Regions from separate parts of the Homo sapiens genome. Here region 2 is linked to region 1. A link is a loop called in an ENCODE intact Hi-C map of the cell type or tissue named here. Cell type or tissue: ascending aorta. All regions are shown on one strand. Links, peaks and the distances in the headings refer to the core of each region. The heading gives the core; the rest is flanking DNA. Region 1 overlaps APP (amyloid beta precursor protein). Region 2 has its middle 57 kb from the start of ADAMTS1.

Evidence for each region. A loop is a pair of places that touch in the nucleus more often than their neighbours do. Peaks named below come from ENCODE experiments on the same cell type or tissue, not always from the same donor. Only the 100,000 strongest peaks of a DNase experiment are listed, where the experiment ranks them.
Region 2: it touches region 1 in a loop (2.8-fold over the local background); 1 of 110 quality-filtered maps calls a loop at or near these places.

The regions. Positions count from the first base shown.
Region 1 is chr21:25,925,767-25,934,511 of GRCh38, reverse strand. The region is part of intron 13 of APP (amyloid beta precursor protein); the gene reads left to right. Among named protein-coding and RNA genes, the nearest start is that of GABPA, 200 kb to the right of the region's middle. In ascending aorta, for the core only: a CTCF peak has its summit at 4,132; a DNase peak (open chromatin) is centred at 4,361; H3K4me3 peaks cover 659 bases; H3K27ac peaks cover 3,805 bases.
Region 2 is chr21:26,783,964-26,792,708 of GRCh38, reverse strand. No RefSeq gene overlaps it. Among named protein-coding and RNA genes, the nearest start is that of ADAMTS1, 57 kb to the left of the region's middle. In ascending aorta, for the core only: no CTCF peak of the experiment used is centred there; a DNase peak (open chromatin) is centred at 3,678; H3K27ac peaks cover 3,226 bases.

The DNA of each region.
Region 1 (8,745 bases), core at 2,382-6,381:
GTGAGCCGAGATCACGCTACTGCATTCCAGCCTGGTGACTGGAGCGAGACTCCATCTCAAAAAAAAAGAAACCACATTCTATTCCAGTATATTTATTATAACCAGAAATTCTTGTCTTATCAGCAAATAGCTAATATTCACTTACATGGGCAGTGTATTAGATTCCTAGGGCTGCTGGAACCAGTTACCACAAACCGCATGGCCGAAACCAACAGAAATATACTCTCATTATCTCATTATTCTAGAGGTTAGAAGTCCTAAAGCAAGGTGTTGCCAGGGCCACACTGCCTCTTACAGCTCTAGGGGAGAATCTGTTTCATGCCTTTCGCTTGCTCTAGTGCTGCTGCCAGCCCTTGATATTCCTTTGGTTGGTACATGCACCCCTCCAATCTCCACCTCTGTCTTCACATGGTGTTACTCCCCATGTCTCTGTTTCTGTGTCTTCTCTAATATGATTAAGGGCCCACCCTTCTCCATTGTGACCTCATCTTATATCTGCAAAGACCCTGTTTCCAAGTAAGGCTGTATTCTTAGGTGTAGGCATTAGGACTTCAACATATATTTTGGGGGAAAATTCAACCCATAATGCGGTTATGTTTTTATTTTCCTTGACTTTTAAGAATGTGAACTATTGTCAAATTTTTTCAACCACTATCAAATTTAAATCTAAGAACTACATGTCTTAAATTTATGACCTCTTCATTAAAAAAAAAATAATAACATTTAATTGGTACCAAAACGTGAAAGAGTTTAATGCTTTGCATTTGCTTGAGGCTGATTAATGAGTAAATGTGTCAACTGTGGCTGTTTTAATTAGCCAGGGTTAATTAATGTTTACCACACTTGGAAGATGAAAAGGCATGTATAAATGCTCTATAATGTGAATCATTTTTTAATTTGTTGTTGAAGCTTATAGTGTAGCCAAGTAAGGATTGCTTACATCATACTTACAAAGGGAGGTTCATTAATGGATACAAATACACAGTTTGATAGAAGAAGCAAGACCTAGTATTTAATTATCAGCAAGGTGACTAATTTACAGTAATCTACTGTATATTTAAAAATAGCTAGGAGAACCTAATTTGAAAGTTTCTAGCGTAAAGAAGACAGGCTGGGCACGATGGCTTACACCTATAGTCCCAGCACTTGGGAAGGCCGAGGTGGGAAAATCACTTGACCCCAGCAATTCAAGACTAGCCAGGGCATCATAGTGAGACCCCATCTCTACAAAACAAATATTTAAAAATTAGCCAGGTGTGATGGTGCATGCCTGTAGACCCAGCTGCTCTGGAGGCTGAGGTGAGAAGATCACTTGAGCCCAGCAGTTCAAGGTTCAAGTGAGCTATGATCACATCACTGCACTCCAGCCTGAGTGACAGAGAGAGACCCTTCCTCAAAGCAAAAAGAAAAGAAAAACATTTAAGTGATGGATATCCCATTATACTGATTTGATCTTTCCAAATTATATGAATATATTAAGTTTTCTCATATAATCTGAAAATATGCACATCTATTATGTATCAATAAAAAATAAAATTTTAAAAATGTAAAAAACGATGTTGGAGCACTATGGTACTTAACGTAGAGGCTCTGACTTTTGAGGTACATTCATTACCTGTTACTGAAGTTGAGTATGCTTTAATATTGTATGTTTAGAAAAGGTAGTTACATTTTTAAATCTGATTGTGTAAGAAGAAAAGAGTAGAAATGTTTGGGGCCAAGTCAATAATTATTTAGTATATCATAATTTGAGATGAAATGTGTTTTTTTTTTTCTTTTTTAGTTTCAAGTTGAAACATTTTAAGAACAGATAAGGAAAGGCTAACTGTGCTGAGATGAAAATAACATTTTTAAAGTAACTATCTTAAAGAAAATACATTTCTAGAATTTTGTGTAAATTTTCAACAAAGACTCAGAAGCCTGGATGAGGTCTTGTGCCAAGACTGGAAAGTGTGGGGATTAGAAAAAGTTTGAAGAGATTGTTGTGAGATCCTCTCGTATGAGGCCTGAAGCTGTACATCCATGGAAAGCAGTTACCCCAGGCGGGAAAACAGGTTATCCATTCTCGAGTGAGTGGCCGGGTGGGAAATAGTCCATCATGTCGAATGGATCGTACTTTCCAGCACCAAGATTTGTGGTTCTCTAGGTGAATAAGATGACACCCCTTCACTTCACTTCACTTCACCATTGTCTGCATGGAGTACGTATCTAAAAACAAATTAGCAAAAAGGTTGGGTCTACTTTACTTTTCATCTCCTACACTATTTTCTTCTTTGTTCTCGGCAGGAAAAGATGAAGTTGCATTTTATTATTATCTCATAGGATTCTTATTCTAAAATGATTTGATTTAAAACCCATTGCACTTTATTTGGATAAAAAATGCTTCACTCTCTAGTTCTTAACAATAACACCAGCCTGATTTTATTACGTTAAGCACTGCAATTAGACAATACAAAGAATTTGCAGCAACAACATGTTATTTTATCATGGGTGGAACTGTTCATTGTCTAGCAGAATTTATTACCAGATAAATCCCTTTTGGGGAATCTAATGTGGATGTTTTTTTCAAAGCGCCTGTGGAGTTCTGCTAGTATTGGGAACGTTTCCATTTTCATTCTGATGCTTCCCTGTGGGCTGTTTCAGCATAGAAGTGAGCTCTCTGGGTCCATGTTTCCATTGGCTCCACCCAATATTCTGAAAGATTGCAACTCAACATGTGTAAACAGAACCTTTCTCCCCCATATTTTCTCTTTTCGTAGATTAAACTCAGGTCAAGAATTAGAAGTTTATCCTCCACCCCGATAGCATCTCGCCCTATCCCAAATACCGCCACCAAAATGCCCACTGTTTTTCCTTGGGCCAGTTCCTGAAATATCTTTCTGGCTGTATCACTCTTGTGTGCATCCTTATCGGCTATGCTTTTGGCCATTTTTTACTGCTGACTTGTCTGGTTAGTCTTTTATAATCTCCAGGCTTCTCCTCCATCCTTTTTTTACAGTTTACCTGTTCATGAAGCGCAGGTCACTTGACCCGTAGAATTCCCATAGGCTGGGATTTTGCTAATTGCATACTCATGGTATAGGTCAGTGTATTCCTCTGCCCTCTGTATCCCACAAACTGAAAGCCTCTTGGCTAAGCTGCTTCCCTTTTCACTTCCCTTGTACCACAGCAGCCAGAAGAGTCACAGATCCTGGGCAGCTTGTCCTCTGTGCCTCGGTACATGCACTTGTATCTGCTAGGACAATGATCTCTTTCCCTGGGGCCCCACTGTAATATCACTAGTCACATCCCTAAAGCCCAGGCTTGTTTCTTTGTCATTCTGTCGGTATCCCTACCATAACACTTGTAATAGTAATTATTTTTATGCCCATCTTTTCTTCTGAACCATGAGCCCTTCAAGTGAAAAGAAATTGATGAAGTTATTTCTAGCACTCCCCTGGAAAAAGGAAGGCAGGCAGGGAGGGAGGGGCTCACTAGTTTATGATAAAGTGGTTTGATTTTCTTGGTTGCAGATTATTTCTTTTAAAGTGACTCTTTTCAGCTTCTCTCACTCCTGTGCATCGTGAATGCTCTCCTGAAGACAGACGCTTTCCATTCATTTCCAAGCCCCCCATGTGAAGTGCTTTCTGTTGCCAGGCTTGGTTTCCCCACACGTTGTTAAAGAAGTTAAAGAAGCTTGTGAATAAGCTAAAGCAGAGGAGAAAGAACCATTGCTATATCTAGAATTGTTCACCAGAAAGCAAGTTTTGTGTTAAAGAAAACACGAGTAGGCCACTGTGCAGAAGTGCTTACAGGGTTTGTGTGCTTTTTAAAATCTGCATAAATAAACATTTCAAATGAGCTATCATATATACAAGGATGATGTGCTGTCTGTGGGAAAAGGACCCAATCCTGTGTTGTGATTTTACATATATATATATATATAATTTGTGCTATTACACACTTGCCTGATCCCCTTATAATTATCTGCATAAGTCTTTTTAGGCTCTTTGAATGAAATTCACTATGTATGGATGTTGAAAATCATCCTTTCTACCATGAGCTCATCAGACTTGCTAACCAATTCTTTGCATCCTTTGAAGTATAAAATTCCATCAATTCAGCATGTATCAACATGAATCAATTAGAATGCACTTTCTTCACAGCATGGCGGAGTTTTTGCTGGCTGCCGGGAGGGGCACTGTTTCCCAATTCATTCATTTGCTTGGGCCCGCCCCAGGATCCTTCTTATCCCGGTCAGATAGACTTCTCTCATGAGCTTGAGAGACGGGGCTGGTCACACAGGACACGGCTTTAGGGACACGACTCACTGAAACTACAAAATGAGTGCTGCTCTTAGAGTTGTACCCACAGCCTGCACAGCTGTTATGGCAATGCTGTGGGCAAGTCTTGCTACGGCCCATTCTCCTCCCTCCCTTGTCCTGTTGGAAGGTTCAGGTTGGAGCTGAAATTCAGTCCAGCACGCAGCTGGACAAGCCATGTCTCCTGTATGTGACTCACTCCCCAGAGAAAGCATCATGTGGACTAGTAAGGGCTTGGCTTTATCAGAAGCAAAGGAGAGGTTTACATCTCTTCTTGCTCTCTCTTAGTGGGTTCAGAGCTCCAGCAGAAAAAATGGGACACTGTGGATTGATCTCCAGAAAACCCCAAAACCAGCACTGAAGGCTCCAGGAGATTATGCCTTTAGATTGTATACAGGCACCAGAATGACTTTTGCCTTTATAAAAATGCGTGCAAGAGCATGAAAACTAATATTTGAGGAATTTTTTTTTCTCACTGTACTTTCTGGTCCTCACTGAAAGCATTGGCAGTTTTAAAAAATGAAATGTGATACTGTTATAGACGTAGCAAACCTCACGTTTCATTTTTTCCAATTCATTCTATATCTAGGAACTTACTTAGAAGGAGAAACAAACTGTACCCAGAAAAAGGAATGAAACTGGAGAATTCTTCCTCATGATTCCTCTGTGTCCTCAGGCCTAATTATCCTCATTCCAAAGACTCTCCATTGCCTCAATAACTTCGAAAAATTTACTCTCCTTAAGCATAGTCATAAAAATTGCATAGTAAAGTGATAAAGAGACGAAAATAATGCTGTAAGAATAAAACCATTAAAAAAAAACCACTACTCTTGATTATTTCTGCTGTTAGAATTGTAAATGAATTCTCATTCCTTTTTTCTACATTTTTGGCATGAAATTTATGTTACTCTTATAATTAGTAAAAACATTATATTTTATTAATAAAAGAAGACTCACAGTGAAGTCATAACATATGCTGCAGAGGTTAGACTCTTCAAGTCAGATTTGAAGAGAGAATTTCACGTAACAATCACCTTGAAATGTCTTCAGGTCAGCCATCAAAGTACACATCTCTCAACCAGCCAGGCAGCCAGTTTTTCCTCCAGCATGTGAAGAGTGAAGAGATAGCTGTTTCTTGGCTTAAAGACCATATGAAATAATTGACTTATGTTTAAAAGATATGAGGGATCAGGCCGGGTGCAGTGGCTCATGCCTGTAATCCCAGCACTTTGGGAGGCCGAGGCGGGTGGATCACAAGGTTAGAAGATCGAGACCATCCCGGCCAACATGGTGAAACCCTGTCTCTACTAAAAATACAAAAACTAGCCGGGCGTAGTGATGCGCGCCTGTAATCCCAGCTACTCAGGAGGCCGAGGTTGCCATGAGCCGAGATTACGCCTCTGCAGTCCAACCTGGTGACAGAGCAAGACTCTGTCTCCAGTTAAAAAAAAAAAAAAGGCATCAAAATTACATTCACTTCTATTTTTATTTTTGTTTGTAGAAGACATGCAGTTTGTATCACATTAATGGGCATATGATGTAATTTCACTATAAATCGAACCAGAGGAAGACATCCAAATATGTATAAATTAAAGCTGACAATGCCTACAGTACTAAACTTTTTGTTTTAGTATAATTGGAGACTTAGAAAAGTTCTAAAAATATATTTAAAAATTTTTAAAGGAAGTTGCAGACATAATGGCCCTTTACACCTAAATACTTCACTGTACGTTTCCTCAAAACAAGAAGATATGTGTGTGTGTGTTTGTGTGTGTGTGTTGTAATCTTAATACAGCATCTTTCAGAGATTATTTCTGTAGTATATAAACTTGGTTTTTTTGTTTGTTTGTTTGTTTGTTTGTTTGTTTTGAGATGGAGTCTCGCTCTGTCGCCCAGGCTGGAGTGCAGTGGCACAATCTTGGCTCGCTGCAAGCTCCGCCTCCCAGGTTCACACCATTCTCCTGCCTCAGCCTCCTGAGTAGCTGGGACTACAGGCGCCTGCACCATGCCCGGCTAATTTTTGTATTTTTAGTAGAGACGCGATTTCACCTCGTTAGCCAGGATGGTGTCGATCTCCTGACCTCGTGAACCGCCCACCTCAGCCTCCCAAAATGCTGGGATTACAGGCGTGAGCCACCGCGCCTGGCCATAAAGTTGTTTTTTAGTCTCTACTTTAAGTTCCTGACAACCCAGGCAGGACCAAGACTCCCTAATGTAGTTGGAAATCAGATCAGCACATTGGCACAAGTTCTACAGGTAAACGGGAAAAAGGAGCCCTACAATCTGCTTTTAGATGCCAGGGAGCCTGGCTGGTCTTTATCTTGATTACTGACTGATGCCACTGGTAGGTCTAAGTTCTTTGATCTATGATGTTTGAAAGCCAAAAGGAAATGTGTTTTAAAGGAAAAGGGACTTCTTCTGTACCCTCAGTCTAAGCCAGACAAGTGATATTTCAGGAAAATGTCCCTAGCAATAAGGAATATTTTCACAAATGATGTGAAGCTTTGTTTGTGTCCCTTCCAGGGCAGTTTGTTACCATAAGGGGACAAAGCATGCTTCATTTAAACATGTGTGGCCAGGAAACTGTTATTTTTAAACAAAAATAAACCCCGATTTAGACATGTAGTCTGAGTTTTAACTCTGGGAGATTTTCAAGATTGATAGTGTAGCTAAAAATAACTGACCTAATTTTCTGGAGGTCAAGATAAAAACTGGATTTGTGGTACAGCATTTACTTTGTGATAATATGTGTATAAATTCTTCCCCAAGTTGGAAAATGTGGCCGCGTCATACAGGGCTGTATCTCTCTTGACCATTGAAGTGCCTAGGTCGCTACACTACAATTTGACTTAGAGTTGGTGAAACTTCTGGCCATTCACGTAGCCATCGTATTCATCCTGAGAAAGGGAAACCTAAAGACTTGGGAGAGTGTTCTGGGAGGAAAGTGCTATTGAGAATGGGCTGTCCAAGCAAAGTGACAGGCAGGCCTCACTTAGCTAGAAGAGGGAGCTTTTCAGCCCTGCTCCACCATCAGGAATCTCCGTGACCTTGGACTACTGCTTTAATCTCTTTTATCCTGGCTTCTAAAAGATACCGTCGAATTCATTCTTTTTCAAACCTATCAAAAATTTGAAATGTATGAAAAAGAGGGTGCTTGTGATGATAGATGGGTTTATGCTTCCTTTTTTTTTTTTTTTTTTTTTTTTTTGAGACGGAGTCTCACTCTGTTGCCCAGACTGGAGTGCAGTGGCGCGATCTCGGCTCACTGCAAGCTCCGCCTCCGGGGTTCACACCATTCTCCTGCCTCAGCCTCCCGAGTAGCTGGGACTACAGTGCCACCACCACATCTGGCTAATTTTTTTTGTATTTTCAGTAAAGATGGGGTTTCACCATGTTAGCCAGGATGCTCTCGATCTCCTGACCTCATGATTCCAAAGTGCTGGGATTACAGGCGTGATATGCTTCTTTAATATTAGTTTCTAATCCAAGTAATATAGCCATGTCCTCTATAAAATGGAACTTTTCATGGAACAGTGAGAAGGTTGCATTAGGAATTGGGATACTTGGGTTCAGATTTCAGTTCTGCCACTTGCTAGTTTTAAGTATACTTCTCAGGATGGATGTCAGTTTGTTCAACTGTCAGTGGGAGTAGTGATCCCACTAAGGAAGATTATTGTGGTTATCAAATCAGCAGATGGGTATGAAAAGGCCATGAGTGCAGTTCTCATGGTTATGAAGGTGTCATAACTGGCATAGTCCCATCACAGTATGGCTTTGGCATCGCAGATGGCTGTAGCATATATGCTAATCAGAACATCCCTACCGTCCTTAAAGATCTCATGGGTTCTCTCCCAAATCAGCTGCTCCACCGACCTACAAGTAAGTCCATGCTTCTTTAGTATATTTACTCACTAGTGAAGGCCCGTCTGCTAAAAGTGTCTTCAGTAGGGGAGAGCTGCTCTTTTCTGGGAAACCCAGCAATGAAGTTTGTCCTGTGATGCCCTCTACACTTACTGACCTGTTTCCTGAGAACTTCCCGTAACAAATGGTCCAGGGAAGAAGGAAGTCTGTGACCAGTCTTTCCTTTCCTGTGGCTTTCTGGTTCAGAAATGTGACCCTGATGATAAGAAACTTCAAGGCATGACTCTGGTGTTTTGGCAATATTCCCCTGGCAGTATTGTTTCTTGGCTCACACTCATCTCATGCCTTGCTTTGTTTGCTTTGTTTTTGAGAATTGTTTTTTTGTTTGTTGTTTGTTTTTGGTTTTGGCTTGTGAGACAGAGCCTTGCTCTGTTGCCCAGGATGGCGTGCAGTTGGCACAATCTCGGCTCACTGCAGCCTCCACCTCCCGGGTTCAAGCAATTCTCCTGCCTCAGCCTCCTGAATAATGGGGATTACAGGCACACACCACCGTGCCTGGCTAATTTTTGTATTTTTTTAGTAG
Region 2 (8,745 bases), core at 1,664-5,663, 860 kb before region 1:
AACAACAATAGACTGGATTAAGAAAATGTGGCACATATACACCATGGAATACTATGCAGCCATAAAAAATGATGAGTTCATGTCCTTTGTAGGGACATAGATGAAACTGGAAACCATCATTCTCAGCAAACTATCACAAGGACAAAAAACCAAACACCGCATGTTCTCACTCATAGGTGGGAACTGAACAATGAGAACACATGGACACAGGAAGGGGAACATCACACTCCAGGGACTGTTGTGGCGTGGGGGGAGGGGGGAGGGATAGCATTAGGAGATATACCTAATGTTAAATGACAAGTTAATGGGTACAGCACACCAACATGACACATGCATACATATGCAACAAACCTGCACATTGTGCACTTGTACCACAAAACTTAAAGTATAATAATAATAAAATTTAAAAATAAATAAATAAATAAAAAAGAAATACTCTCAGAAGAAAAAATGTATGATTTACTCCCTGTCATGTTTGCTTCTCTACCTAGTGAACAGGCTAGAAAGAACAATGCTTCATTATAAGGATATTCTTCTTTAAAGGTGAGATGGTATTCAGACCTGAATAGCAGATACCTCTTGTAGCTATCTCACCATTCCCTAAAGAGTTATTTTAAGATAACAATTCATTTAACATATTCCTTCTCTATAAGAACTAAATAGGCTGGGCACGGTGGCTCACGCCTGTAATCCCAGCACTTTGGGCGGCCGAGACGGGCGGATCACGAGGTCAGGAGATCGAGGCCATCCTGGCTAACATGGTGAAACTCCATCTGTACTAAAAATACAAAAAATTAGCCGGGCTTGTTGGCAGATGCCCGTAGTCCCAGCTACTCAGGAGGCTGAGGCAGGAGAATGCGTGAACCTGGGAGGCGGAGCTTTCTGTGAGCCAAGATTGCACCACCGCACTCCAGCCTGGGTGACAGAGTGAGACTCCGTGTCAAAAAATAAAAAAATAAAATAAATAAAAAAACTGTATAAATGAAATTGTATATTAACTAACTTATCTCAAGCAAATAAAACATTGATATCCTTCAATAAAGTAAAAAAGTAAGACTGGTTTTGGAGCTAACTACATGTCCCCGTCTTTTTTTGTTCTTTGAGATGGAGTTTCGCTCTGTCGCCAGGCTGGAGTGCGGTGGCGCAATTGATCTCGGCTCACTTCAACCTCCGCCTTCCATGTTCAAGCAATTCTCCTGCCTCAGCTTCCCCAGTAGCTGGAATTACAGGTGCCCACCATCACGCCTGGCTAATTTTTTGTATTTTTAGTAGAGATGGAGTTTCGCCATGTTGGGCAGGCTGGTTTCGAACTCCTGACCTCAGGTGATCCACCCGCCTCGGCCTACCAAAGTACTGGGATTACAGGCATGAGCCACCATGCCTGGCCAACTACATGCACATTTTTTATACCCTACATACAGGTCTAGGTGTGAGGTGACAGGTCTAGCTGTGAGGTGATATGGACATGTAGGAAGGTAAGGTGGAGCGGTAGAGACAAAGGACAAATACAAGAACTGTTAGAAATAGAGAAGTCCAGGGCTGGAGATGTGTTGTTCTGGAGGGATCTCTGTAGGGATGAAAATTGGACTGTGAGGGTGAATGAGATTGTTAAGGTAATGAAAAAGAAAAGCAAGAATTCTGAGGATTGAGCCTTGAATTACACGTTTCTTGAGAAGGTGGGAGAAAGAGAAAATGGCAATAAAAAAAATAAGAGGCATGAGACAGGGGTGTGAGGGAATCATGAGAACCTGGTTTCCTAAAAACGTTTCAACCAAGAGGAGCCAGTCTAAATCATTGAATAATATGGCAAGTTCAAGGGTAATCAGGACCTTGGTGGGGAAGAGAGAACATTTATGTTTTCTCAGTAGCCCTGAGCCCTATTATGATTCCCCAACACATTTTTACACCATTGTTTCAAATTTTTTATGCTTTGCTTCTTTCTCCTTTTATCTGTACCTTCAATTTTAGCAAGAACCATGAATCTATCTAGTGAGAGTTTTCCTAACTATGTATAATCACAAAATCTGCTCTGAATTAGGAAGTCTCTTAACCATATAGAATTAAATGTCCAAATATTTATATTTCAAAACAGATTCAGCAGAAATAGACCTCAAAGAAATAGACTTAGCAGGCTTGCAGGAAGGAACAAGCAAAACTGTAACTAAAAAGGGCACATTTTTATTTTATTTTAGTTGGAGCAGTTGGGATCAGTGCCAAACCAGGCCATAGTGAAGCCTGAGGAACAGGAAAAACCAGTAATACATTTTGATATTTTGTTCACCATGTATTTTTTTGTATAAATTTTGATTTTAAATGTTGCACTTAAAATGTTATTTACCTTGATTAGTGAATGTTTTGATGCTTCTTAAATTTTGATCTCAAGATGGGTGGAGCACTGGCTGGGAATGTGCAAATTTGATGGCAGAGGAGAAAATGACAAACTTACACTCAAAACCTGGCTGGAAACACCCCCCGACCTGACTAAATGAAGCTATTTTATCATCTTCATGGCTGTAGATATCAATGTTTATTATCATATAATCCTGTTCATTCAGCCCAGAAGTGACTGGACCAAGACTGGTTATCAAAGACAAACATTTAACAGGGTAACTCCAGTCTATCAGGTAATCCAGGGCAAAATCTTCGTCCAGTGAATTTCATCAGAGAGATCTCACTCTCCAATATCTGAATTAAGAATGCACAGTGGGCTGGGCACGGTGGCTCACGCTTGTAATCCCAGCACTTTGGGAGGCCGAGGTGGGCGGATCACGAGGTCAGCAGATCGAGACCATCCTGGCCAACATGGTGAAACCCCGTCTCTACTAAAAATACAAAAATTAGCCAGGCATGGTGGTGCGTGCCTGTAGTCCCAGCTACTCGGAAGGCTGAGGCAGGAGAATCGCTTGAACCCCCAGGAGGCGGAGGTTGCAGTGAGCCGAGATCGTGCCACTGCACTCCAGCCTGGCAACAGAGCAAGACTCTGTCTCAAAAAAAGAAAAGAAAAAAAAAGAATGCACAGGGGCCAGGCGCGGTGGCTCATGCCTGTAAATCCAGCATTTTAAGAAGCTGAGGTGTGTGGATCACCTCAGGTCAGAAGTTCAAGACCAGCCTGGCCAACATGGTGAAACCCGTCTCTACTAAAAATACAAAAATTAAGATCAAGAGAGTCAGTGAGTGGAGAGTTTAAGAAGAAAGACACCTTCACATCTGTGACAGAAAGTATGAAGCCAGGCATTTGAGAGCAAGAGACAAGGGTATGAAAGAATTTACATTGGATAAAATCAGAATCCTTTGCTGACAGTCGACTTGAAAGGGAAAACTGGGAAGCCCTTGAGCACATTTCAGGATATGCTGGAAAAAGATAAGAAATGAATAACATGATTGATTTGTTGACTTACTTATTTTCTATGGGTGGTTTTTCATTGTAAGGAATTAAATTTATCATGTAGGCTTTCTGATTTTTAATGTCATATCACAAAATCTTCTGTAATTCATTTGTTTCATATTCCAAGCTTCAAGCATTTTGTCCTGCTAGACAACTCCAAAATAGGCAGAAGTTTCCTTTATTTTCTTTTTCCTCTTTCCTGTAGTCCAACATGAGCTACTCCATTTAAACAAATCCTGAGCCAAGTTCTGCTGTCAGTGACTTCCACGCCAAGTCCTAGCTGGACACTCACGCTCAGTTCCAGTTGCACTGATGCTGATATCCACGGCAGTTGTGCGTAAGAATAAGAGGTCAGGAAGTGACCCCAAAATTGCGTGTAACAGTAACTGACGGCTAATATTTGGCCCGAACTGAGTACAGCTACTTTAAGCAGAGTAATTTGTTGGTAATATCCTTCACCAACTTGACTGCTAACATCAAGACAACTCAAGTCAAGAACAATTACGTTAATCATGGGACAAATACAAATGTGAAAACAAAATATAAATAAACTTAACTGTTCAGATCTCAAGGGTTAGCAGTCAGCGTTATGAAACACATGAAAATAAAGTTAATCCTGTAATCGCAGGACTTTGGGAGGCCGAGGCGGGTGGATCACGAGGTCAGGAGATAGAGACCATCCTGGCTAACACGGTGAAACCCCGTCTCTACTAAAAATACAAAAAATTAGTCGGGCGTGGTGGTGGGAGCCTGTAGTCCCAGCTGCTCAGGAGGCTGAGGCAGGAGAATGGCATGAACCCGGGAGGCGGAGCTTGCAGTGAGCCGAGATAGGGCCACTGCAGTCCAGCCTGGGCGACAGAACGAGACTCCGTCTCAAAAAAAAAAACAAGAAAATAAAGCTAATAAGATACAAACGTGAATATGTGTTAAGACAGAAAAGGATTTTCAAGGAAAATAGAAAGCATGGGAGAGGCTTTGGAGATGATGGTTCAAAGCTGTAGATAAATTCAGATGCCCCGTATATTATCAAGGTTGCTAACAATGTAAATAATGCATTAATAACTTACATTCGCATCAATAGGAGACCAGTAACATTGAAGGCCAGGAAAGAACATTTATTTTTTTCATGATGTTACTTCATCTATGGAAATGATCTAAGGGGCCCACCCTTTAAAAATAAAAGGTACAAATATTACATTTCTAAAATACTACCTGTCAAGGAAATCTTTTATGTCATATTACCTGTCAAATAGAATAATTCATAAGAAAGCAGTGCAAAATCTCAACAAATTAGATATGAGAGTCTGCCGAGAAGAGAGACTAAAGTCTAAATTCATTACCATCTGGAGAACCATACTTATGTCTTAAGGACACCATCTCATTAACTTTATGTTTTGTTCAATAATGACAAGTACATCCGAAGTGATACACTGTTCCATTTGTTATAGCAAAGCCAACAGAATAGTCTATTATATTTTTTAACATTAGCTTTGTTATTTTTAGACTAAACAAGCACTCATATCACAAAAAGAAATCACTTTTGTAAAACAGTGGGTCAGTTGTCCATGTCTTGTGTTTCATCAATAAAGATAAAAATGATATGGTAGATGTTTTATACTGAATTAAGCCTATTACTAGATCTTTTGAAAATAGAAACTATTAAAACCATTTAGATTATATTAATAGTATAATGCAGACTTTTGAATGATACAATAGTACACTTAGATATCTGATATGCTCACAATATTTAATTGAGAAATTTAACTTTAAAAACAAATATGTATTTTGTTTTCTACTAATGTTTTTCTAGTCCTGACTTTTACTTTTATTTTTCTTTTCAATATGTAAAATATAACAACATGGGTCTAATATAATTACATGAACTTGAAGAAATCACGTCTTTAGTTTTTTTAGTTTTATTTATTATGACTTATACAAACATTCTGTAAAGATAAATTTTATAGAGAATGGAATAGCTATTATCAAATATGTGAGGAATTATCTTGGGTAAAAATTACCAGGCTTATTCAAATTTGGCTCAGAGGAAAAAAATCAAACCAAAAAGAGAAATTTAGTCCTGAGTGCAAAAAAAAAAAAGCTTTTCCAACCAGAAGTTTCCTCAGGTACTGACATTCTAGGACTATGACAAGGCCATGTGGTAATTAGTCAAAATGTTGAAGAGAATTCCAGAATATTTGGATTTTTTTTTTTTTTTTTTTTTTTTTTGAGACAGAGTCTCACTCCACTGCAGTACAGTGGCATGATCTTGGCTCACTGCAACCTCTGCTTCCCAGGTTCAAGTAATTCTCCTGCCTCTGCCTCCTGAGTAGCTGGGATTACAGGCACCCAACACCATACCCAGCTAATTTTTGTATTTTTAGTGGAGATGGGGTTTTACCATGTTGTTCAGGCTGGTCTTGAACTCCTGACCTCAAGTGATCCAACCACCTTGGTCTCCCACAGTGCTGGGATTACAGGTGTGAGCCACTGCATCTGGCCTGATTTTCTAATTTTTTTTTTTTCAAACACTAGAAATCCTTGATTTTTAAAACTCTGAATTCATTAAATTAAAATATCCCATACTTAGCAAATATTGATGTGCTTTTTAACAAGAGACAGGTCAATGTGTTCAGAGAGGTAAATCACCACTCAAACCTTGATTATCATTATTTGATTCTGAATTTGATATCTATAAAATCTGCATAAATTGTTTACACAGAGGGGAAATTACATAAAATTATATTTGAAAATATAAAAAATTCTTCAGCAATTTCAATAAATGAATGATAGAAAACATTTTTAGATATGAAGTAAAAATTACATAATATGTTGGTAAATAAGAAGAAATTGAAGTGTGAAATGGTTGGAGCCTAACTTCTTGTTGATGTTTAATTTTATGGTCCTAAAACATATATTTAGAGAAATTGAACTCCATCCACATTTAAGCTTTCTACTGGTATATACGTATTTGTTTGCATATAAGGCAGAATTCTTTAACTATGTCTTCATAAAAAATTTTTCATAGTGTCAAAAAATGACAGTTCGGTGTTGTGCTGCCTGAATGGTCGTATCTGCACACCTGACTCATCTAAGTGGATGAATTCTTTTTTTCTATACATATTTTTTTTCTAAAATATAGCTCAATGTTATCATTCTAACACAGCCCAAGCTCTGCATATGGACTATGGTGCTAAACTGGAATGGCTTGGTATAAGCTGCTCACTTTGCAAGGTAGAAAATGAAAATCATGAAGGCTGGGGAAATTTTCCAAACACAGTTTTAAAACATGTGGCCCTTCAGAATTATAAATCAAATGTTCTTATAGTTGGAGAAAAACTGTCTCTGTGTAAACAAGGACACAATGCATGGGAAGGAAATCTGAATTAATACCTTGCAGCTTAGAGAGGTATCCTAACAAAGAATACAGCCCATGGTTCTCCAAGGAGACCTTCCAAAGACTTCTCCTACTGGTGGTTGTCATCTGAGAGAATTATTCTTGGAAAGGTCATCTTAAATGTTTCTCCAAATGGCTGGGAATGATGAGGGGAACCAAGCACATCACATAACTGAACCCTCTGTGCTCCACATTGGATTTTCCTAATGTAAGGTTGTATCTAGAAATTTGAATTTATTTATGTTTGCTTTCTGGTTATTGAACTTGTTGCTTGAATGTTGGCAAATAAGTTGTTTTGCAGAAACTGTCTTTCAAGCAAAAATCCCAGATCTTAAGTTCTGAAAGTGGGATATGGGTAGAAATGAGAGAACTGGCACAGAAAGCAGTCACTGGGAGTGTAAGTTTGAAAATAGTCATCATAAATGCAAAGGAAAATATCAGAAGGAAAAGAGACAGGATAAGGACTCCTTCTTCTGGTTGTATCCCTCACCATTCCAGTGTGGAAAAGCACATTTAATAATGCCTTTTGGCAGTAAGTTCAAGGAGAGAAAGACTTTGGAAAGAGAATTGGCAGGACATAAGCCATCCCAGGAAAAGGAAAAAAAAAAAAGGAGAAAAATAGAATAGAATGTTAAGAGATATGTGTAGTAAGAAGATGGCTGTGGTGCACAGAGTCCTGACCTTGGAGTTCCTTTCTGGCTTCTTTTTGATGACGTGGAGTAGTTTGGCCAAGATTTGGAAAAGGTTTTGGGTGCAGTAGGTCATTTCTCAAGGGGCTACTCTTTCTGCACTACTTAGGTTTATATTGCCTGGAATATCACTGCAGTGACACAAATTTGGGCTTGGTGGGAACATTCAGTTCTTCTTAGTTTCTTCCTCTCTTCCTAGTTGTAGGATGTGTCTAGGATCATAGGTGGCTGTAGTGTGACGGAGAGTGCATTGGGCCTCTAATAACGAAAGGTGATTTCAAAGCTAAGTGCTCAAACCCATCAGCTCTGATGTTATTTCAGACGCAGCATAGTGAGTGAATAGGATGAAAAGATTCAAAAGAACAATGCCAGTGTTCAAGTGGCTATATTACATTGACTCTGTGTTAGCAGAGACAGGTTACCTAATCTATTGCCTCAGGCTCTGAATCTATAAAAGGGAGAGAAAAAAGTACTTTAGAAATGTATTAAGTTAATACATTCAATATACCTAATACAGTTCTTGGATTTTAACACGCTTCAAATGAGTGCTAGCTAGTATTTTTATTGTGCCAAGGTAGAATGATAGTCTTACTTCCTCTCTCTGAACTATTGCATACACCTGGTTCCATGACTTTCACTAACGTTCCATCATGCACCCTGGACACTAGAGGGTCTTCCTTTAACAGCACTCTGAGTTCTAGATGATCTGGAGTGTGGGAAATTGATGCATCTCAAAATCAAAGTGCCTTCTTGGGGGTTACCACTTCTGTTTCTTCCAAAGATCTCAACGGGAAAACATTTTTACTTTCCCAAATATCTTTTTAAAGTCAATGTTTGATGTTCATGCAGTCATCAAGTTAATACATCCATAATTATTTTATCTAAATAACAATATATTTCCCCCTATTCGGGGCTTCCCATTACCCAAGTTCATGGATAAGACCTACCAGAAATAGTTAAGTAAACAAAGAAAGGAACCATAATAGCATATCTCTATTATGCTTTTGATAAAATTCCATTGAGTAAAGTTAAATTCATCACTCTGTGAGGGTGTATGTTTGTAATATTTATTATAGTCTTTTTAAGAAAGTCTCTGTGATTCATTTTGGAATCTTTTCTTAGGCATTTTTTTCTGACAGGGCCAGTCTTCTTACAGCCTGCCTTGGAAAGGAAGTTTTCTATGCAGCATTTTCTATAAATTCTCTTCAAAATTTTCCTACCAAGAAATTTCCCTAAGACAATGTTCCTGTGAATAAAACCATACTCTGCCTGCCAAG